Regions from separate parts of the Homo sapiens genome. Here regions 2 and 3 are each linked to region 1. A link is an interaction called in ENCODE POLR2A ChIA-PET data of the cell type or tissue named here. Cell type or tissue: PC-9. All regions are shown on one strand. Each heading gives the region's core, and the rest is flanking DNA. Links, peaks and the distances in the headings are about the cores only.

Region 1 (7,956 bases), core at 3,088-5,587:
TTTTTCCCTTCAGAAGTTTTTGCATTTTTGTGTAGTAAGAGTCTTTTCTCTTTTGGCTATTGAGATTTGTGTCATGGCTAGTAAGTCCTTTCCTATTCTCATATGTATATATGCATGTATATATGCATATATATGTATACATGTATATGTTACCTTACATTTTATTTGTAGTACTTTTTTTATACATTAACATTTCAAACCCATTAGAAGTCCATTTTACATGGTATCTAATTGTCATATAGTATTGTTCTTGATTCAAACAGAGATAGTGTTGACAGAGGGTCATTCAGCCATTATTGAATCACGGGCGAATAGGTTCCAGAGATTATAAAAGAGACAAGAGAGGCTTCTGTACCGAGGAGTTCCCAGTGGAGGAGAAGGATTACACTTGGATAAACACATGAGGTTAAGTTAACTGAGCCTTTAAGATAGTCCTGGAAGTTAATTAATCAGTTTATTCACTTTTGTGATCATTCATTTGCTCAAATATTTATTGTGTAAATGAGTATCTACTCATATAGTACTATGCTAAGCCTGAGAATAAAAATTAAATAAAGTCTTTTTCCCCTCAAGTTGGTGTATGCCTAGTGAGGGAGATAAAAATAAATTATAAACTGTAGTTAAATGTAATTAATAAATGATTACATAGAAATTTGTCCAGGCTGCTATGGGGAGTCCAACAAAGCAGAAGTTATATTAGCTTGAGGAACATCACAGATGACCTTCTTGAAGAATGTGGTTTGAGCTGAGTGTTGAGAGCAACTGGAATATAACTGCATAAAGAAGGAAGAATAAAACTCCAGGCAGAAGGGATTTCATGGGAGAAGGCAAGGAGGTGAGTCACGCTGTGATACATGCAGGCCTCCGCAAGGTATTCTGTAGTGAGGGCTACATGTGATGGATGTGGAATATAGCAGGCCCTCAGGCTACAAACAGATTGGGTCTTGAAGGCCCCTTTGGGTCAAGTGAAGAAGTCTGAATCTGGTCCTGCAAACTGGAGAGGTTTGCAGTCTGCAGAGTTTGGAGGCAAATCCTGAATTTGACACATACTAGCTTTGGGACACTAGACTAGTAAACTCTTTCAGTCTCTGTTGCCTTGTCTGTAAAATTAATGTGATAATATCTAACTTACAAGGTAGTCGTTGGGATCAGAGATAGTGCACCTCTCTGGCCCACAGTAAGCCCTCAGCACATGGTAATTATTCATCCTGAGCTTAATCAGGCTGAAGCCTAATAAAAGTGGGCTTTTGTCAGTTGGCAGAAACAGGTCAGGTTAGTCATAGAAGTTTTTTAACTTTAACTTTTTTTCTGTCGATTACCCTTAAACATTTTAACACCTGATCCATTTGTCAATAAAACGAATGATGAGAAATCAGGATGGATGAGGAAGGACTTACATATTTTATCAGATGTTCCTTCTAGGAGCTCTCAGTCTCGAGCAGGGGGAATACACATATTAGCATGATTTGCAATGAAGCCTCTTCCTTGGGTGATGGCACTATTTTGATATTCCTGTGTCTTCCCTCTTGCAATCTGCACTTGAGGCTGACATAACTCTCTCCTCATCTACTAATCAGTGGCAGAAGAGAGCAAAAAATAGTGTGTAGTATCAGTAACACTAGGTTCTGTGCCAAGGTACTCGTTAACCTCAAACCTCTGGTGATCTCTGAGTGGTGCCTGGGTGGCAAAACTGAGTCATTTATGGAATCACTGATAACGGTCACAGCATCTATCTGGCAGCTCATCTTCTGGGCTTGCTGCTGCCCAACCATTGCAGATTATTTCTTTATGATTATCATCATGCCTACAGAAGTTCAAAAAAAGGGGGAGCTCAGGGAAATTTTCCAGGGGTTTGGATCCCCATTTATATGATCAGCCTTCCTCTCAACATCATGAATTGTAATGACAGGTAAAGCCAGTAATACCAGACTGTGAGTGGGAGCTTCTGGTCTAAAAGATTATTACGTTTACTACATCTTCACAGTCGTGGACTTACTGACATATATGATTTCATGAAAGCCTCATATTGATGGCTTGTCTAATCACTAGCGTCATGACCCAGGTAGTAAATGGCACAGCTAGAGTTCATAAGTAAGTCCTCCTACTCCACTTGTAGTCATGTTTCCACTTCAACACAAGCTGGGTGGGCTTTTCCCCCTGATTTTTGGTGATGCTACAGTTACTGGAGGAGAGAATTGTGAATACTGACACAGCCATTGATTTGAGTCATCTTCTGTTCCATTTGGTGTCACTGTGCATGTCCCCTCTCAAATGCTGCTGCCCCAGTTTCTGCAGTTCTCCAGTGGTTACTTTATTAATCTATGTTAATTTTAATGGGTTTTTATCAAGTCCATCTGGTTGACAAGTGCATTTTGATTCTGTAGAAATGAGTCTGGAAACCTGGGGCTTTAGAAGCCATTGCCAAGGACTTCTTGTTCCTGGAATCTGGAAAAGTTTCTTTATCTTTTGGGATCAGTTTTCTCATCTACATAATAAAAGGGGCCTAGATCAATGATTTCTAGCATCTCATTTTTAATCACAAGATTTTTTTTTCTCAAATGAAATGTGACATGTACCAAACAGACAAAATCAGTTTTCTTTGATTGAAACAAGGGTGAAGTCTAGGGTTTGCCTTTTGGCTTCCCTAGTACCCTCACCCTGGCTCCTGAGACTGATCTAGTTGATGTAGATGGTTGTTAAGTGTCTTAGACCTTTCTGTTCCTATAACAGAATGCCTGAGACTAGATAATTTATAAAGAACAGAGATTTGTTTCTTACAGTTCTGGAGGCTGGGAAGTCTAAAGTCAAGGGGCCCATATCTGGTGAAGGCCTTCTTGCTGCATCATCTCATGGCAGAAGGGTTGGGTGAGAGAGCACACAAAGGGTGGCAGAGTGGGTGGACACATCCTCTTTATCAGGAACCCACTCCAGCAATAACTAACCAACTCTTGTGATAATGGCATTAATCTACTTATGAGGGCAGAGTCACCATGACTTAGTCACCTCTTAGAGTCCCGCTTCTCCACACTGTTACATTGGGCATTACATTTCCAACACATCAACTTTGGGGGACACATTCAGACTATAACCTTAAGGTACTGTTATTAGTTATTAGAGGGCTTTTCTTATTGTCCACCAAGTGCCTGATGCTGAGGAGTTCTGAGCTGTTCAGCATCTACAGGAAGGCTGAAGCTTGGCAGGGCAGAGCAGTCGAGAGGCTAGGCTCTATAACTGGGGTGCCTTGGCTTGAATCCCAATCCTACCTCCTTAGTGGCCAAGTCATCTTTGAAAAATCACTTAATCTCTGTGCATCTGTTTCTGTGTCTTATAATAGGGATAATAATAGTATCTGGTTCAGAAGGTTGTTGTGAAGATTAAAATAGTTCATATATGCAAAGCCTTTAAAATAGTGACTAGTACTACATAAATGTTAGCTATCATTCCTATCATTTTTAGGATCTAGCAGAGCTTTGTAGGGAGTAGAAGCTTAATCGTGGCCATTAATTAACTTGATTCTGCAGAACTGCAGACCCGGAAGAGCTTTCTGATGTCATGTGGCCCGTGTTTCCTAAACTTGCTTATGTGAAGACTTTCCTGGGTCACTTGTTAAAATGCAAACTCCTGAATACTAACTAAACTTAGTATTCAGTAACTGCTAAACATACTGAACCAGCATCTGCAGGGAGCAGTCTGAAAATCTGTATTTAAAATAAATGTCCTACAAGATACTGATGATTAGGTAAGTTCAAGTTGGAAACTGTAGTATCTAACTATTATCTTTCACAGAGAAAGCTAAGCACTTGGGAGAAGTGGCTCACTCAGTGTTAAAGTTAGTGGTGGAACTGGGACCAGAACCCGGGTCCCTGTCCTTGGTCCTGTGTTATTCCCATTGCATCTCTTTTCTCTGTGATGTCTCTGGTGCTTCTGTCCAAGTGCCCGAGTTTGGCCGGATAGAAGAAATAGTTTCAGGATGACTTTACCAAAGTATTATTTGGCTGTGGGCAGAAATTATCTGCCAGAGGGGTACAAGAGTTCTCTCTTCTTTAGGTGGATTTTGAGCTCCCATATTTATTCTTGAATTGTGCTTCTAGGATAATGATCTCTGGAAACCTGCATGCCCTGAGTGATCTCAAAGTCTGGTAACTGTTCTTGCGGTCCTGTTTGCACAGGAACAGAAATTCATTTCAAAGTGCAGCCAGTGCCAACAGGGGAGAGTGGGCAGAGAAATCAAATGAAAATGCCAAAACGCTGACTACACGGCCAGTTTGCATCATGTGAACCACTTTGGAGCCTGAGGACAGAAACCAAAAATATGCTTCTGTTCAGAGGCGGCTAACAGCACTAGTGTTATTATTGTTATCATCATCATCACCACCATCATTCGTCCATAAATTTAAAAGTAGGTAGCTGGACTGTGTTTTTTTTTCTAGGAGTTCTGCATGAAGTTCAGAGCTATGATGAATTTTAGAGAAATAAGTGTGGAGGCATGCATGGTCCCATAACTTAGCCCCCTCAGCTGGAACCACAGCTCTCTTGCCCCCAATTGTTCAGTACAGCCTTGTCATCACAGTGAGAACAGTTTTACACACTCAGGGCTTGTTCTAACAGTAAAGAAGCCAAAAAAGAAATGTGTAAAGTAAACTGATGTTTAAGAATTCTGGTAGGGAATTAGGATTCTTTGCTGCAGAAGAGAGGACTGAAGGCTGAAGCAAGGACAACATGACGGGGAGGGAGGTGACTGGGAAGTACAGCCCTTTATTCCTGGAGAGGAGGTGAAGTCCTTGAACTTGAAGAGATTTAGAGATCAAAATATAAGATGTAATTGGAGTCCAGGTCCTCAGGGGAAGTGCCAATTTAAACTCTGTGGGTGGGATTGGACCTTACAGGCAGAAGAAGAAATTAAACTGAGTACCTTAAAAACAACAACAAAAAGCACCACCTGTGTATATGTCCATTTCTTTATTCACTCAGCCTAGTTCTGCTGCTCTGTATAACAAATCCAGCTCCTCCTTTTACAGGAGAAGGTGGTGAACCTCAGGTGGAAATTCATAGTTTTCTTTTGAAGGCAAAGTCTTTGTTTCTAATCTGACTCTTACAGAGCCAGAAGCTCCTTTTCCAAGGCAGAGCTGAGGAGCATAGGGGTGACTCCCAAAGTGTGGCAAAGGGGAGATTTCACCTGTTCTAGCCATACTCTTGTTGTTATCCAGCAAAAATTTGTTTTAAACTTCTTTAACAATTTACTTACATTCAACATGGCCTAAATTATAAGGGAAATCAAATGCAGGATATAGAATTCTATGTTTTTTTGCTAAACAATCCTGGACTAAGCAACATTTTCTCACATCTACAATGCAGTTATTACTGATGTTCATGTTGATGACATTTAGGCACTAAAAGGTTCCAGAATGTTTTCTTATTTATTAAGCAATATCAAACTATATTGATTCTAATGTTATTGTGGATTAGTAGATATTCAGAAATAAAATGAAAATTGGAGCTTCCATGATAGTCCCCTTTAAATTCAGATAAAGAATTGGAAATGTAGAGTAATTAAATGACTTGCCCAAAGTCACACTATCTGTTGAGTAGCAGAGCTGGGATTTGATTTATCTTTATATTCCTGTTACTGAATTTGGCCAGTTCATAGAGGTGTTTCTTCTCTAGTAGCTTGAATTTGTGATCTACTGTGTGGTCAGCACTAACCTATATTCTAAGCTTGGGTGTGTGTGTTTAAGAGCAGAACAAATATAGAAAATGGTACCAGTTCTCCAAATACACGCAAGCCTAGTCAAGGATATGGGACTTACACAGGTGAAACAATAGAGAATGGTACAATTCAGTGGTGCTTCCCATGCCTTCATGGGCATGAAAATCACCTGCATGTCTTGTTAAAACACAGATTCTGGTTTAGGAGCTGGAGATTCTGTGTTTCTTACAAACTCTCAGTTGAAGCATATGCAGTTAAGGGAGACATACTTTGCGTAATAAGGCAAGGCAGGAGATAATTAAGGGGTAAATTATGTAGTATAATTATGAAACATAAGGAGTTCAGAGGAATAAAGTATAATCAGGGGCAAGTTTCATGGAATACATGGAATTTGAGCTCATCTTGAATGAGAGTCTGACTTCAGATCGGTAAAGGAGAGAGGCCCAGGAATAAAGTGAGTTAAGAGTTACGACAGGGTCAAGAAATGTGCTTGTGAGATGGAGAGGGAACCAGACTGGTTGGATCAGATGGTGTTCAGTGTGGTGATAGGCAGTTTCTGTGATGGCCCCCATCTGTCTCCCTCCTCATGGTATTTATGCTGTCGTGCAATGGCCTCTTCCTGTGTGTGGTCCAGATCTAATGACTAGCTTCTAAGGAAAAGAACACAGCAAATGCCATGAAATGCCATTTCCAAGATTAGCTTACAAAAGACTCTGACTTCCATCTTACTCACTCTGTTTCACCATTGCTTTCTCTGAGGGAAGCTAGCTGATGTGTGATGAGCTGCCGTGTATCAAGGAACTGATGTCTTCAGCCAACAAGCAGCTAGAATCTGAGGGGTTGAAACAGCCACATGAGTGAGCTTGGAAGTTGGAACTTATTGCCTGAGTCAAGCCTTGAGATGACTACAGCCTTGGCAGACATCAAGTGCCTGAGCCAGAGGACCCAGCTAAGCCACTCTCAGATTTCTGACCTACAGAATTCGTGTGATAATATTAATACATGTTTATTGTTTTAAGTTGCTGAATTTGGGGGTGGGTTGTCACACAGTCATAGAAAACTGATACAGTTGGAAATAATTTTGAAAGGTGAAAGGCATAGTATGAAATCTGATTCTGTGGTATGGAGGGGTTTCAAAGACTGGCAGAACAATTTGGACATGGTACAGAAGCCATTGAAAGCTCTTTCTCTCATAGCTTTATGGAGATATAATTCACATACAATATAATTGTCATTTAAAATGTACAACTCACTAGTTTTTAGTAAGTTAGCAGAGTTGTGAAATCATCACCACAAGCTATTTTCATACACTTTGATCTGCCCCCAAACAAAGCCCATACCAATTAGCAGTCATACCCCATTTTGTCCCAAGCCCTAGACAACTTCTCTACTTTTTGTGTCCAACAAATTTTCCTATTCTGGACATTTCAGGCAGAGTAATAAAATACATGGCTTTTTGTGTCTGCTTCTTTTACTTAGCATAATACTTTAAGGTTTATTGGTGTTGTAGCATGTGTCAGTATATTTGTTGCTTTTTATCGCCAAATAATATCCCATTTTACTAAGAGACCACACTTTGTTTATTCGTTGGTCACTTCATGGATGTTTGTGTTGTTTCCAAATTTTGGCTATTAGAAATTATGCTGCTGAATTTTAGAATTCCCATTCCAAGATAGCAGAATAGGAATAGCTCTGGTCTGCAGCTCCCAGTGTGATCGATACAGAAGATGGGTGATTTCTGCATTTCCAACAGAGGTACCTGGTTCAGCTCACTGAGACTGGTTGGACAGTGGGTGCAGCCCACAGAGGGTGAGCTGAAGTAGGGTGGGGTGTTGCCTCACCTGGGAAGCACAAGGGGTTGGGAGATTTCCCTTTCCTAGCCAAGGGAATCTGTGACAGACTGTACCTGAAAAATTGGTACACTTCCGCCCAAACACTGCACTTTTCCCACAGTCTTAGCAACTGCCAGACCAGGAGATTCTCTCCCATGCCTGGCTTGGTGGTTCTCAAGCCCAAGGAGCCTTGCTCACTGCTAGCGGAGCAGTCTGAGATCAGCCTGTGAGGTGGCAGCCTTGTTGGGGGAGGGGCATTCACCATTGCTGAGGCTTCAGTAGGTAAATAAAATGGCCAGGAAGCTTAAACTGGGCAGGGCCCACCTCAGCTCAGCAAGGCAGGCTGCTTCTATAGACTCCACCTCTGGGGGCAGGGCATAGCTGAACAAAAGGGAGCAGAAACTTCTGCAGACTTAA
Region 2 (7,956 bases), core at 3,678-6,177, 86 kb after region 1:
AGCAACAGCAAAAACAATGAAAAATTTGTTTTCATTGGGTGCTTATGTTATGCCTGTGTTTTACATACTTTCTTTATTGTCACCATACCTTATGGGCTTGATTTATTATTCTCACCTTCTAGATAAAGGAACTGAGACTTGAAGAGGTTAAATAACTTATTAAAGATCGCAGAACCAGTTAGTGGCATAACTAGAATATGAACTTCTGTTAGTGTGACTCCAAAGCCCATGACTTGAGAACATCAAGTCACCAAGGGGACAATCAAAACAAACACTGTTTACACCATATCTTTATGTACATTCAGACCTGGGTACATAAGAGGATCATGCCAAATAAGGGATAGGTAGTGGTAGAGCCATGGCTCCAGTCCCCTTCTTTGGTCACCCTTGGTTATGGATAAGTTATGGATACTAGGAAGCACTTTGAATCAATCCCAGTGTGTTTTCACTCTGAGGTTTCTGTGGTAGATTGTGATTGTAGTGGTCTTCTCCTGCTTGTGTGTACCCTCTTTATGACAACTACTAACAGCTTGCCTTTCTTTGTCTGAGTATTGCTATGTTTAAACAACAGTATAGGGAAAGCAATATGGTACTAATTAGGGCATTCCAGGAATGGGTAAATTCCAGTCTATACTGGGCTACTTCAGTCAGGTAAAAGCAGGTTATGTGATTACCACCATGGACTATTATTCTAACCAGTGGTCATTTTGCCCTCATGGACAATGTCTGGAGGCATTTTTGATCATCACAAGGAGGATGGGGATGCTTTTGTCATACAGTTTGTAGCGGCTAAAGATGCTGCTAAACATCTGAAAATGCACAGAACAGCCCCCAAAGCAATTATCTGGCCTAGAATGTCAGTGGTGCCAAGGTTGAGAAACCCTCTACTAATAAGACACGTTGGAAATTAATGTCATTTTTACAAAAATTTCTATATGGCAATTAGAGGAAAATGAGCATATTTTTATTCCTCCTTCCAAAGTTATTGTTATTCTTTCACAACAGTCATGCTATTGTATGTGAAATGGGGTTTACTCACATTGAAGATATTGTTACGGTTTTTTTTTTTTTTTTTTTTTTTTGGAACTTGCTTGGGCTGCATGTGTTTCCTGGAAGCAGAGGTATAAGATTGTGTATCTTCCTTATCCTGGGTTTAAGAACATCAAGAATATACTTAAAAGCCAGCTTTTCCCCACTACATAGCATCAAGGCAAAAGAAATACAGTTTCTTCAGGACTAATTTGACACTGACTCTTTTGCATCTTATTCAACTCTTCACAGGCATAAATAATGATTGGCAAGAGCAGGACGAACAGCTGCAAGCAGTGTTGCAGTCATGTGTCCAACATGTGAGAGCAGTTTTACAATAACATCAGGAGTCCTTGGAAAGATGCCTTTTTCTTTCATAAAATAATAATAGCAGAGTCAGATGATACCACTGTCCAGGTAAACTCCTTGTCTCCCGTTTTCTAGAGAGCCCTGCTCTTAAAAAACGTGGAAAGAACTCTTGGTACTTCGTTCTCGTCATCTTTCCAGATGAAAATCTGTAACTCCCATTCCCTATTATAATTAGCCAAATAACGTAGTGTTATTATGTAAATAGTGCCTTATGTAAATGTTGCAATTCTAAGTTGTCATGTCTGGTGGAAATATAGAATTGTTTCTTTATTATCTATATATCTTCATCTGTAATCTATATATACAGTACTTTAAGAAAATGAAATCCAATCTTTCTTTTGTCTAAATAACTCACATTCTTTGGCTTTTCCCTGAAGGCTTTATTTCCAACCCTTTAATCATATATCAATCATATTCCTGCAATGCTTGTCATAAGTGCACATTTCTGCGCCTTATTCCTCAGGCTCCTAAATCGGAATCTCAAGAAAGTGGGGTCCTGGGAATCTGTAGTTTTTACAAGACTCCTAGGTGATTTTTATACGCTGCAGGTTTTGACAACCACCAGCATAGTGAGTTGGCCTTCTCTCAGATTATTTTAATGAGCTTTTCCAGCTGCTTTGGAGAGTAGCTTTGCTTTCCACGTTATCTGGTTGTCTTACCCAAACAGCTATCTGTTCTCCTTGGTCTTCAGTTATTCACAGACAAAATGAAAATGGTAATCTTACCAACACATAATGAGAATGTCTGGAAAATTGAATTCATACTGCTGTTAATGAAAGAGCACATAAATGTTTGAAATATGCGTTTTTTTTTTAAAAAAAAGAAATGGCTGAAGGAAAACACATCTGTCTCCATTTGGAACTGATATACTTCAATCAGTCTTTGCCTCATAAGAGTATTTGTCTTATTATAATAGCAAATATACACTAGTAATACAAATGTATGCTTTATTATGTTTTAGGAGACACATATGTGCTTTATTTTAATTCTTACCGTGGCAACTCTTAAAAGATACACATTTGTAAAGTGTTTGCTTCAAGTCAATCCTCTTTTAGGCATGATGTCCTTACAGCAATTTCCATCATCATTAGGCCTAGAAGTATAAAGTACAGTTGCTTGGTGTGTGTGGAAGAAATAGGATAGATTCATAAACCATCAAATTGTCCTTCAGCTCTCTGCATAAGACGAACTGAAGAGAGTGCCTCAGGATAGAGAGACAGTTGGGACAATTTCACCATGTTTTTATAATGCTACACAGTCTTGATTTAGAGGGACCCGGACTTTGACATTTTCTAATTCTACATTCTAAGCATCGGCAATTCAAGTTTCAGTAATGGCTCTGGAATTTGTATCTAAACTTGGTATAAGATTTCAAGATCATGTTGTATTGAGATTAAGGGCTGAACAGATGAAACATTCTGTTAAAAAAAGGACCCAAGGACAGGAAAGATGTTTCTGCTCCTCAATGTTTTGCTCTTACTTGAAGTACCTTTTTGGTTGCTTTTACTTTTTCAAAGTAAATTTTCAAATTATCAAGCTATCTTTGTCTTGATAATTTGAAGATCCAATTAATTATTGTACATTGAACATAATGTGCACATTGTGAGCACACATAAAGGAATGTTAAGGAGAATAGTATGTTGTCTAGGTACGGATATGTATAGAAGGAAACCATACAACGATGACCCCCAGGATCCCTTGGGTCTAGAAGCCATCACTGCTCCTGGAACTTTGCCCCTAGCCTGGCTGAACAGGGTAATGCCCTGAGGACACCCACTGTCCAATCCCTACTGAATGATGTTGAAATTGAGGATTCAGTCATGGAATCTGCCTTCCTTGGATATCAAATGAAGTCTGAAATGGGAACTAATTTACTGAGAGCCTAACTCATGGAGAATACAGAGGCACAATCCTTCTAGGTATTAGTTCAGGGGGGATAAGGATATATGGAGAGACCCTGAAGGACCACTCGGGGCCGTCTGGTGTGGATGAGCTAAATAGTACATATTAGTCAATATTTGAATGCATTTAGCAAGGATACCAGTAAGAATGACAACAAAATATTAAAAATGCCACACTGACTGCATCCTGATGGCCACTGGCACCACACTCAACATTGCCGAGGACACTGTACACTAATGATGATGAAGGTAACTGAACTTTAAACATGTGATAACTTTTTTCAAGCCTCACGGTAATCTCTGTTAGTTTTCTACTAACTTCCCCCTTTAAAACACGAAGAAATTGAGGCTTAGCTATGTTAACTCTTCTAAGATCACACAACCAGTAGGGTTGGGCCTGATTCTGACCCAGGCTGTCCAATTTCAGTTTGTGCTCCTACTGCAATGCTTGATGTTGTCTTAGGGAGACCATCTGCAGAAACTTACAAGCAGATAAATGGGAGTGAGCTGGTCTAATTGTGTTTGTGGGATTAAGAAATAGTTGACTACCATTATTTAGGAACTGGCACCTGGGAGTTCAGGACCTTAAAATCCTCCCCAAAACTTCTAGAATCTTTCATTTGCAGCTAGAGAAGGTAAGTTGCATTGTCAAACACTCCCTATTCCTTCACTATTCCAGAGCTAAACACATAGGTAATGTTTACTCATTTGATTCTCAGATGGCTAGAATGACCCCAATAACTTTCTGTTATTCTATTATTAGGCATTTTGCCATGTCCTGCCTGATCTGTTGCATATTTCTGTGTTGGGTCTCTCTGGGTACTGTCTACTGGGGTAAGAAATGTGATGGGAATAAACCTGTCTTATATCAGAGATGTCCTGATCCCTATGCAGAAGAGTGCTCATCTGTGATAATGCCATGGCTGGCTTCCTCAGTGGAAGCTCTAATACACTTCAGACTCAGGCTGGCATTTATCTATTTCCTCACATTCTACCTACTTGTCATTTGTTCTAGGCAGAAGCTTGACTTTCCTTGATTATATATTTCCTGCCTAGCCACAAGGAAATTACTGCTTGTATTTCCTATTCAATCCCTGAAACTTAGATTTAGTCTTTTAAAACAATGCTTACATTTCCTGTTTGTTTATTTGCCTTCCAAATCAGCCCCGTATAATTATATATTTAGCCTTTGCCTGACAGTGAGGGCTGTGGGACATCTGCCCCAGCTAAACATGGATGTTTTTATTTTCATTTCCTAATCTACCCATCGCTTTGAGAACAAACTCTGTCTAGACTTTCTTCCCTAAGTTCTAAACTGGGTTTGGAATATATAAAAACATTATCTATCTTTGAATTCCTGATGTTTCAAACCCTACGTGGGAGATGCTTAATAAATATTTATGAAAAAAAGAATGAGCTTAAAATGGATTAGAAGATTAGATTCTTCAGGTAAAGAACTTCATAATCAACTACCCATGGGGACTTTCATATTATCCACTGTTTTGCTATGTCTTGGAGGTCTACTATGGTACTGCATTCCATGTATTGTTTTGTGATGTTGATTTGCACAGGCTTGTACTGTGCAGTGGAGTCTGAGTGTAATGTTTGGCAAATAGGAGGGATCTTTAATTTGCTTTCAATGATTCAAACATATTTCCATAACAACTGTTTTGTTTGCTTCCTTGTTTTGTTTTATTTTTAGTAATTTAGGTTTGCTTAATCACAGACTGGTCTGTTATATCTTGCATATTTGAATTTTTATACAGCTTCTCTTTTACTGTATGTTATTTGGTCATTTGGCTGTACAAGTGGAAGAACCAACTTTATAATTACTTACATATATCTAAATCCCACAGATTTTACTTTTCTGACACTTTTAAACAATATTCTGGGAAAAAAAGTCAGCCAAAATAGTTTACTACATGGGTTAATAAATCTCAATCCAAATATGCAATTATAGGTATAGCCTAAGGTATTTAAAATTACTATCCTAGGGTTGAAAAATTGCTGCAGCAATTCCTTGATGGACTTATCTGTGCTTGATTAGGATCTTCTATATGACCGTATAAAGGACTTTAGTGTTCTTGCAGGTTATAGGCAGGGTTTGTCTAATGTTTATTCATGTGCAGATCATTAATTATGAATTACAACGATGATGGGCATGTTTTGGCAGGGGCTACTGAGTGCAAGAGAGGCACCCTGGGTCATTCCCAGACATGATCTCAATTATCTTCTACTTCTCTATGCTAACCTTGTATAGGGTGAAAACTTTGGAACTTTTTACAACAGTTTCCATGCTGAATGAAGTGGAAAGAATGTTGGCCTGGGAATCTAAAAGCCTGGATTTCAGGTTCTACTCTACACTAACAAGTGGTGGGACTTTTAATCTCTTTGCCTCAGTCCTTCCTTACCTGTTAAAGTAATATAAAGTTTCAACTACATGACCTCTCACAATGCTTTTAGCACAGACGTGCTGTGAAGTAAATGTGTTTTATTCATATCCCTGAGTTTGGGACAATATTTTCTTCTTGAGTAATGGAAAATTGAGCTGGCCTGGGAATCTAAAAGCCTGGATTTCAGGTTCTACTCTACACTAACAAGCGATGTGACTTTTAGAAAATCTCTCGGCCTCAGGCCTTCCTCACCTGTTAAAGTAATATAAAGTTTCAACTAAATGACCTCTCACAATGTTTTTGGCACAGACATGCTGTGAGGTAAATGTGTTTTATTCATATCCTTGAGTTTGGAACAATATTATCTTCTTGAGCAGTGGAAAATTGAGCTAGTCTTTATGTAGCCAAAGAGAACCTGGGGCTGCCTGTTGCCTTTAATCCAATCAGGAAGCAGTTGGACACAAACTCCTGGGAGCATAAAAGATAAAGTAGCTAATAATGATGTGACAACCATAGTGTATGACCAATTACTAAGTGCCAGGTGATATGCGGTGTTCAGATATTATCTTATTTATTCTTACCACAACACTGTGAAGCAGATTTTTACATGTGAGGAAATTGAGGTCTAGAGAGCTTAATAACTTGCCAAAGATCATGAGCCTGATAATTGCCTGAACCAGAATTCAAATTCAGGTTCGGCCTGAGTCTAACAGCCGACTTTGATCTCTTAAGCTCCACTGCCTCTATCTGCAAAACTCTCTTCTTCAATTAAAAAATATTTATTGTGGATGTACAATGTATCAGGCATTGCTCTGGAGTAGATGCTTGGGATAGATCAGAGAACAAATAAAAAGCCTTTCCTCATGGAGCTTCTATTTTAGCCAGGAGAGAGTACAGTATCAGTAGACATAATAAATAAATAAGTTATATGGAAGTTTAGCATGTTGTGAGTAATATGGAAAAAGAAAAGCAAAGCTAGGTGAAGGGAGTTGGGAATGTGGTGAATGCAGTGAGGTGGATTATAATTTTCAGTTGAGTGTTCAGGTGGGCATCATTGGGATGGTAAATCTTGATAAAAATCTTGAAGGAGGAAAGGGAATTAATTATATGGCTACCTGGTAGAAGAGCATTTGGGGCAGAGAGAACAGCAGGGCCCTAAGTGGGGGAGAGTGCCTGGTTTTAGCAAGTCAGTTATGTATGACAAAGAAAACGTCACAATGAAGAGGACATTGAGATCCAAATTTAGACCCTGACATTCCTTCTCATGGTGTGTTTATTTGTTTTAGAAGCAGGTTGACTCTTCTTTCTTCTTGTCATTTCTTTCTTCTCGTCAGTACATTCCATCCTGCTTACCCAAAAGCCTACTCAAAAAGTTTCTTGTTTCCCGCAAGAGGCTTTATTTTACTTTGATCTAATTTAGTAGTTCTCAAGCTTTCTGATCCGTGGACACTTTTATGCTCTTAGCCAAGGATAGAAGTCACTGCCATAGGGAGCGGGTCAACATGTAGCCCAGACTCTGGAAAGAAAGAATTCTCTCATCCAACCCTCCCCAGTATTGTCCTTACATAGCTAGAAGTGAGGGGCTCAATCAATATTCTATGCCTTAAGACAGTGCCGCTTCATCTTTAGTGTGCCTCCAAATCACCTGGAGATCTTGTTAAAATGCAAATTCCAGTTTGGTAGGTCCAGCATGGGGCCTGGGATTCTGCATGTTTTATGAACCCACAGACCACACTTTAGTTAGTGAGGATCCAGGGGTGAAATTCAGCACCCCAAAGTTGGTTTGACCCTACACTTCTAGCTAGTGCTCTACTATCCAGCACAACCAAGCTTGCTAAATTATGCATCATCAGAAGATGAGGGACATTGAATAAAAAAAAAATGGACAATGCCACCCTCAGAGCAATCCAGTGGGCCTTATCAACCATATTCTATGATGCTCAGTGTCTTCGTCTACCTCCTGCCTAAAACCTCCAGTAGCTTCCTGATTACCTGAAAACATAATTCAGACTCCTTGCCCTGGCTCACAAGACCCTCAGCAGCCTGGCCTCTGTGTATTTCTTTGACCTTCACTATAGTAATTTCCCCTTACTCACCACAATGCAGCTACTGTGACATCATTTGAGTTCTAGAAGCTGCTTGAATTCTCAGTGTATTTGGCTATGGCTGTCAAATAGGCATTCTAATCACTTGCTTAGTGTATAGCAAAGATACTTTAAAAGAACTTCAAAAACAATTTTGCAAAGAATTTATTTAACAAATGC
Region 3 (7,956 bases), core at 3,678-6,177, 780 kb after region 1:
TGACAGAAATAACAGCAACAATTTTTTTTTGAGACAAAGCCTTGCTCTATCACCCAGCCTGGAGTGCAGTGACTTGACCACAGCTCACTGCAGCCTCGACCTCCCCATTTCAAGTGATCTTCTTCTGTCAGTCTCCCTGGTAGCTGGGACTGCAGGTATATGCCATCATGCCTGGCTAACAGTTTCGGTTTTATAGAGGTGGGATCTCACTGTGTTGCCTAGGCTGGAGCAACATCTTTTACCACAGATTATTTTCATTGTAAACATTTTGTTATTCACTAATGTGTTATTCCTATAGACTAGTTTTTCTGTTCTTGCATGTTTTCCTCAAACCAACTCTCCAGTGAAATCAAATTCAGTTGGCTTATCAGAAACTAAAGTTCTCTGTGTTCCAAATGAGAAAGGAGCCTCTTTCCTATAAATTCAAAACCCAGTTACATTATGTACAAAATGTAGTCAAATATGAAATAAAATGTTTTAGATACTCTGTTTGATTTTGTGGAAACAAGATACTTCACCGATTTCAAGATGACTATCTTGAAATAGATTTAATTTCAGATTTCATATGAAGCTCCACCATTCATTCCCTTTCCCCTTTCTCACTGACATATTTTCTGATGAAAAAGCACCTGGCATAAAGGTCAGGTTGTGAAAAATGATTCCATTTCTGTTGTAAACAGCAAGATGCAATTTCTCACTTCGTTTTTAGATAGCAAGAGCACCTCATGGAATTGAAAGCTACAACTGATAAAGTTTGTTGTGCAGCCCTGAGAGATTGCTATGATCTGTTTCTCTTTAACCTGTCCTTGATCTGATTTATGAGCCCTTTTTAGGAAAAACATTACTCCCCGAGGGAGATAAAAAAGTCTGTTCTCCCATTACCTACCCCAACTCACATTAAGATAGTCTAAGGAAAGAATAGTAAACATGGCCCCAGGAATGCAGACTTGAGGTTTGATGCCATCAAATAATCCTTGTGGCCAGTGCTTGTGTCTAGATATAAAAGAAGAAAAAAACCCTTTATTGCCATGTTTTGCTTCTTTATGCCTCGGGGGACTTTTCAGCCTTCAGCCACTGTGAGCTTTATGAAGAAATGCACCACAGATTTCTATTGGTTGGGCATGATGGCTCATGCCTGTAATCCCGACACTTTGGGAGGCCAAGGCAGATGGATCACCTGAAGTCAGGAAATTGAGACCAGCCTGGCCAACATGGTGAAACCCTGTCTCTACTAAAAATACAAAAATTAGCCGAGTGTGATGGCACGTGCCTGTAGTCCCAGCTACTCAGGAAGCTGAGGTATGAGAATCACTTGAACCTGGGAGGTAGAGGTTGCAGTGAGCCAAGATCTCACCACTGCACTCAAGCCTGGGCCACAGAGTGAGACCCTGTCTCAAAAAAAAAAAAAAAGAAGAAGAAGAAGAAGAAGAAGACTTTTCTTGAGCAAGGCCAACACCTATTGGCATATAGTATCATGCAATAGTAAACATTACAATTATGAGGCTAACTTATTAATGAACTTGGTGGTCTTGAAAATTCTAATTTGTCTTCAGAGCCAAGATGATGCTTAGTCTTTTTTCACTTGTTCTATTTGTCAGCAAGGAAGGACAAAATCTGAGGTAAATGAGTGTTTTGGGAAATTCTACCCCAAAGATTAAAAAAATCAAAATAGAAGTCCATGGGAGTTTCAGTTACCAATATAGATGGAAGTTAAAAACTACCATTGTAAGAAATTTGAAAGTTTTGTAATTTTATGTTTGTTATGCAGTTTATAAATGTGTGCAATTTTGTAATTGTTTTTCTGATTGTTTGGAATTATTAGAAACCTTCCTGATTATTCTTGTGGACCACAAATACTAAGGAAATTGGGGACACTGTATCTTATTTATTAGTTAAATTTTGGAGAGCTCAAGGGAACTTCAAATGTCTAGAAGAGAAGGTAATACAAAAGAATAAGAAAGCAGTTGAGTCCTTAGGACATATTGAAAGCAATATTGAAGAATATTCATAGCTAGTCTGATTTTGCTTAATTTTAGGAAAGATTTTAGCAATGAAAGGCATTAGTTGAAATTTTTAAACAGAATTATAATTTTATATAATTATAATTTTATTCACTGTTAATGAAAACTTTTTGATTTCTGTAATGTTAGGTTAAAAGTTTATACAAGTAGGAAGTGCCAGGTGCTGTTCAGTAAAATCTGTTTCATTAAATTTTCTTGAGAAAGAAAATATGAAGCTCAAACAAAATCAAAGGTGAGTATCCCCAACTTTCCCTTCCTCAAATTATCCTGGCAGAGACATACCAGAACTCAGGGTTACATTAGTTACATTAGTAAATGACAATCTGTTCCATTCACTTGGCATAATTCTAGGAACAGAAGCATATTTTAGTAGCAAGTTGTAAATTTCCTATCAAACGTGTTTCCTCTATATCCCTACACCAAATGGTGAGCAGGCTCTGGGAAAAGTAGAAAGAAAATCTTCTGAGAACTCTCTTCTTAAATCATTTGGCCGGGAGCGGTGGCTCACACCTGTAATCCCAGCACTTTGGGAGGCCGAGGTGGGTGGATCACCTGAGGTCAGGAGTTCGAGACCAGCCTGACCAACATGGTGAAACCCCAGCTCTACTAAAAATACCAAAAAATTATCCGGGCGTGGTGGCAGGCTCCTGTAATCCCAGCTACGCAGGGGACTGAGGCAGGAGAATTGCTTGAACCCGGGAGGCAGAGGTTGTAGTGAGCCGAGATAGTGCCATCGCACTGCAGCCTGGGGGACAAAAGCGAGACTTTGTCTCAAAAAAAAAAAAATTATTCTACTTCCTATGGTTCATCTACAAGGTTCTAAAAACTGTTCTAGAATATGAGCCAAAATGGCATATAGCATCATGCAATAATAAACATTACAATTATAAGGCTAAATATACATGAATTCAGAATGCTGATGACCACTCCCCAATACAAAAATACAGATAATTTGAGGCATTTGTACACGTCCTTCTGCAGCCTGGAATAGCTTAGCAGTGAGCGATGGTAGTCATTGCCTGCTTCCCATATCTCCCTCTAAGGGAATCTGTCCAACCACAGTCCTTGCTGCCTAAGTAGTCACATAATCTCATTCCTCTCATTTCCAATCTTGGTTAATTGAGAAGGTTGTTCCTGATTAGATATAGTCTATCCATGGGGCGCTTAATCACTTGGTCTATTATGCAAGTTAATCATATTCTATCTGTTGGCAACTGTAATGGGAGGTAAAGAATTCACAAAGGCAAGCTGGAGAAACAGGAACAAATCTCCTAGAGTACAGCAAAGTCATATTAACAAATGCAAAATCTTAGACTATAAAATCCATAAACTAAAAATTCTAAGCTTTTAATAGATCCTGAGAATTCAGCCACTCCCCATCATCAAACTTTAGGTTTCATGAGAACTTGGTGTGACTCCTCTCCAAATTTCCATGAGAATCCATCTATTTTTCCAAAGGCAGTCTTATAATAAATTAAGTGCTTCCCATTGCAACTATAAAAACCAGACCAAAATGCCCTATACCTTATTTCCCAGCAAAGTAAAAGGTCTCTTCCAGATACTATTTAAAATTTGCAATCTCTATGCTGCATTCTTTTTATCAGCCCTATCCTATGCATTCCCTCCTAACATAAATCTACAGTTTGTATATTATAAAGCAACCATATTTATTTTCCTAGTTGTTTTCCTTTTTTTTTTTTCTCTGAGTTTCACAAAAAGTAGGAGCAAGTTTTCCTTTCTGGTACTCCTAGAGAGCAACTAATACTGTATACTTCACAGGAGCTTTAAAAAACATGATATAGGAGTCCCAGGTTAACAACAAGGAAAATATTAGACTTGAATTAAGAAGATCAGTAGCCCAAAGCTTTTACCTTACATGATTCCAGTTGTCCTGCACTTCTAAGTATGGACCAATCAGCCATCAAAATTCTCCAATTGCCACACACTCTGAAGCAAACCCAACACTGCTCGTCATATTGCTCCGCTCAGTCACCATCATAAATCCAAGCTCCCTAGATCACCACATAGATGCCAGTCTTCTATTCTTTGGCAATGCCACTAATCTGACTTTATCACCCAACCTTCTCTCTCCTCTCAGATGCTCCCATTATGGCTTCTAGAAATCCTGGTCTGTCCTCAGCAATCTTACTTCCATCCTCAGCTTCTTTCCTGAAAATGTCCTACACCTTCTTGCTCTAAATAAAATCAGGCTCTTGCCTGAGAACATTTCTTCCTACTTCCCTCTCAAGTAAAGATATGTTACTCTCTATTCCCTATGATCCTTATAGTCTGGAAGTGGAGTGGATCGCCCCGTTGCTTCCCATTGTTATTTCCAAATTGTTTCATACCTTCTTTCAAAACCCCTGCTTTTTTGAAGCACATGCCATAGTTCTTGCCATTGTCCCTACACCGTGAAATGTCATCTACTAAGCCTATCTCATTAGTAGACTCTGCCACCCCATTCATCAATCATTGTGACTTTAAAATCAGCATATAGCCACCTGATACCCTGCCCTCCCAATTCTTGGAATGTAAAGGGCCAAAAATCTTGTCTTCTCCTTACCCCAGCCACCCTCATATGGCCATATGCCCGATCGCACTATCTGCAAAATCTCAATTTCAGTCATCCCATTTTTTGATGGTTAGTTAAAATTTTCTTTTATCCCACAGCTAATTTTAATCTATTTACTCTACTAGTTTTTTCATTATCCGTAACCTCCTCTCTATCTTAAAAAGCACATATTTCATCATCCAAAAATATAATGACTCCACTACAAAAATTATCCTTCTTTTATCATACTGGACTGGTAAAAACCCAAGCCTGGTTAAACTCAACTATGTACTTACTTGACACAGTTGTTCCTGAGCAGCTAAAAACATTAGTCCAATTCCACATACTTGCTGGCTGGATTCACTATAAATTAGGTTCGCTATTATAGCCATTTAACATTGCTCTAGTAAATTCACTTCCACCCTCTCTGAGACAACTAGTTAACACCTTGCTTTGTTTAAGTCTGTAAAGCTCAACTGCATCTCACATACAGTTGTCAACTTCAGATTCATACTTCACTGAAAAAAATAGATAAAATCATTTTTAAAAGCCAACTTCATCTTCCCACTACCAATTTCCTCCAGCTACCACCACATACAAACACACATGCACACATACTTTCTCTCTCTCTCTTCTCTCTCCTACTTTTCATTTTTTTCCAATGGAATTAGAGCTCCTTTTTCTGATTAATTCCACTCTCTCTCCTTGTACCCTAGATCCTCTTTCCTTGCCTTTATAATAAGCATGTTGCTTTTGAAATTATCTCCTTTTTCTTCTAGCTCATAAATCTCTCCCTCTATACTAAATCATTTCTCAACTTAGAAATATGTCTTAATGTCTTCATCATAAAAACAAACTAAATCCTTCTTTGATCCCACATGAGCTTCTAGCCACAACCATGTGATTTCGATCTCCTTCACACACACACACACACACACACACACACACAGACTGCCTCTCAAACCTAGACTATACTCATGGTTTTACTTCCCTATATCACATTCTCTTCTCAATCCACTCCAGTGGAGATTTAGTCCTCAGCATTTCATTAAATTGGCTTTGCTCAGTTTCAACAAGAATCTGAATCTTGTCAAAGCCAATGGGCACTTTTCTGTTCTCAACTGTGACTTTTCTCAGCATTTGACACTGTTGACTTCTCCCTCCTTTGTTCAACACAGGTAACACTGTGTGACCACAGACTTAATTTTCTTCATATTTTAATGAACACTTTCATTTTTCATTCTTTTTTTTTTTTTTTTTTTGAGATGGAGTCTCACTCTGTCGCCAGGCTGGAGTGAAGTGGCACGATCTCGGCTCACTGCAACCTCCGCCTCCCAGGTTCAAGTGATTCTCCTGCCTCAGTCTCCCAAGTAGCTGGGATTACAGGCACATGCTGCCATGCCCAGCTAATTTTTGTATTTTTAGTAGAGATGAGGTTTCACCATGTTGGCCAAGATGGTCTTCATCTCCCAACCTCATGATCCACCCACCTCGGCCTCCCAGAGTGCTGGGATTACAGGCATGAGCCACCGTGCCCAGCCTCTCTCTCTCTTTTCTCTCTTTCTTCACGCATTCTCTTCTCCCCATATGATCTCTAAATAGATGTGCCCCCGGACAAGATCAAGGTGTCTCTCTCAAGCCCTCTTCTATTTCCTATAAGTCTAGGGCATTAAATGCAGCTGTATACCAAAGGCTCCCAAATTTATATCTTGAACCCCAAGCTCTCCACTAAACTCCAGACTTGAATATCTACCTTTAAAATTTGTATGTTCCACAAATATCCAATAATCCAATCAGATTTGGGATGGCTCACTTCCTCACTGTCTTTAGGTCTTTCTGCATACATCACCCCACTGCAGAGGCCTCCCTAACAAACCTGTATAGAAGATCAACCCTATCTTAAGACTTCCTATTTGCCTTGTAATGTTAACGTTTTCTCCATAGCACTTATCATCACTCGATACGTATTATTTATTTATTGTCTGTCTCCCCCACCTGGAAAACGTGTCCATAAAGACAGGAACTAATCCCCACAGCTATTTTCCCAGTGTTAAGTATGGTCATAGGCTGGTAATACACACTCAATAAGCATTTGTTAAATTTATATCCCTAAATGTTCCTCACACTAAGCCTTTGCTAATTCAGAAAATTACTGTATACCCATTTACTCAGAACAAAAACACCCAAAATTATTCCTGATTCTACTCTTTCTCTCTTCCTCCCCATTCCTTTCTATCAGTCTAATAGTGACACACCCCACATTCCTCACTAGATTAATTGCCACCCACTTCAGTCCAAGACACGGTATTCTGTCTCATGGGTTTATCTCTGTAATCTCCTAGCTATTTTGTGTGTGTGTGTGTGCAATTCCAGTTTGGCCCCTCACAAGCAATCCTCCTATACACAATAGCTGAATGGATTTTCTAAATCATAAATCCAGTCACACCACATCTGTTCTCAAAATCCTCTAATGGCATATCACTGAAATTATACAACATTCTAAACTATTCAACACAATATGCAAGGTGCTACATAATCTCCCCTCTGCCTATAACAACATCGTTATCTCTTAACTCTATCCCTTATCATTTCTTTTGGAAACACCAAAATCTTTCCCACCTTAGATCCCTGTGTTTGGAACACTTCCCAGGGTTTTACCCAGCTGATTTCTTTCCGTAACTCAGGCATTAAATGACTCCTCGTCAGGCCTTCTGTGACCATCCTTTCTAAAGCATTTAGTTTGCCCCTGACTTCAAACACTGACACATTATCCTGGCTTTTCCATACATAAGGAGCAACTGAAATTTGTTTTATGTTTGTCTGTTTTCTGGCTTCTGGTTAATTATCATCTCCATTTAGGAGATTGTAAACCCCATGAAGGTAAAGACTGTCATATTTACTACTCTATCTCCAGTACCTAGGACAATGCCTGGCACACAGAGATACTCAATAAATATTTATTTTCTGACTAATTTGAAATTTGAAAACATGGACAAACCTCAAACTACACGATTAACTCATTTTGTGGCTGACTAAATTATTTAGTATCTTTAAATGTTACTTTTTACGATATAACAATAATAAACCAATAAATTCTAAGAACATTATAAGCCTCAACTCAGATCATGACATTGAAAGTTCTTTGCAAACCGTAAAGTACTATAATTATGCTTCAATCACCATCTATCTGGACTGCCTACATTATTAAAACCCTATGAAGACCAATTGGGGTTTACAAAGTACAGACCCGAAAGTAAGTTAAAATGACATTTTCCACTACAAAAATATATGCTTTTGTGTAACAATATTTAACACTTGAAATAGTGTGTCAATGTGTTACTCTTGATTTCAAGGATTAAAAACTGTCATTCAACTTTGTTTTTC

The links. Peaks named below come from ENCODE experiments on the same cell type or tissue, not always from the same donor. Only the 100,000 strongest peaks of a DNase experiment are listed, where the experiment ranks them.
Region 2: POLR2A ChIA-PET joins it to region 1 with 5 read pairs; 3 of 35 experiments call an interaction of 5 or more read pairs at or near these places.
Region 3: POLR2A ChIA-PET joins it to region 1 with 5 read pairs; 2 of 35 experiments call an interaction of 5 or more read pairs at or near these places.

What each region holds. Positions count from the first base shown.
Region 1 is chr5:40,474,306-40,482,261 of GRCh38, reverse strand. No RefSeq gene overlaps it. Among named protein-coding and RNA genes, the nearest start is that of PTGER4, 200 kb to the left of the region's middle. In PC-9, for the core only: no CTCF peak of the experiment used is centred there; a DNase peak (open chromatin) is centred at 4,231.
Region 2 is chr5:40,388,816-40,396,771 of GRCh38, reverse strand. It overlaps LOC124900967 (a long non-coding RNA gene), which reads right to left and starts at 7,757. Exons shown (of 2, transcript XR_007058744.1): 1 at 7,685-7,757; 2 at 6,934-7,208. In PC-9, for the core only: no CTCF peak of the experiment used is centred there; a DNase peak (open chromatin) is centred at 4,921.
Region 3 is chr5:39,698,273-39,706,228 of GRCh38, reverse strand. No RefSeq gene overlaps it. Among named protein-coding and RNA genes, the nearest start is that of LINC02104, 180 kb to the right of the region's middle. In PC-9, for the core only: no CTCF peak of the experiment used is centred there; no DNase peak of the experiment used is centred there.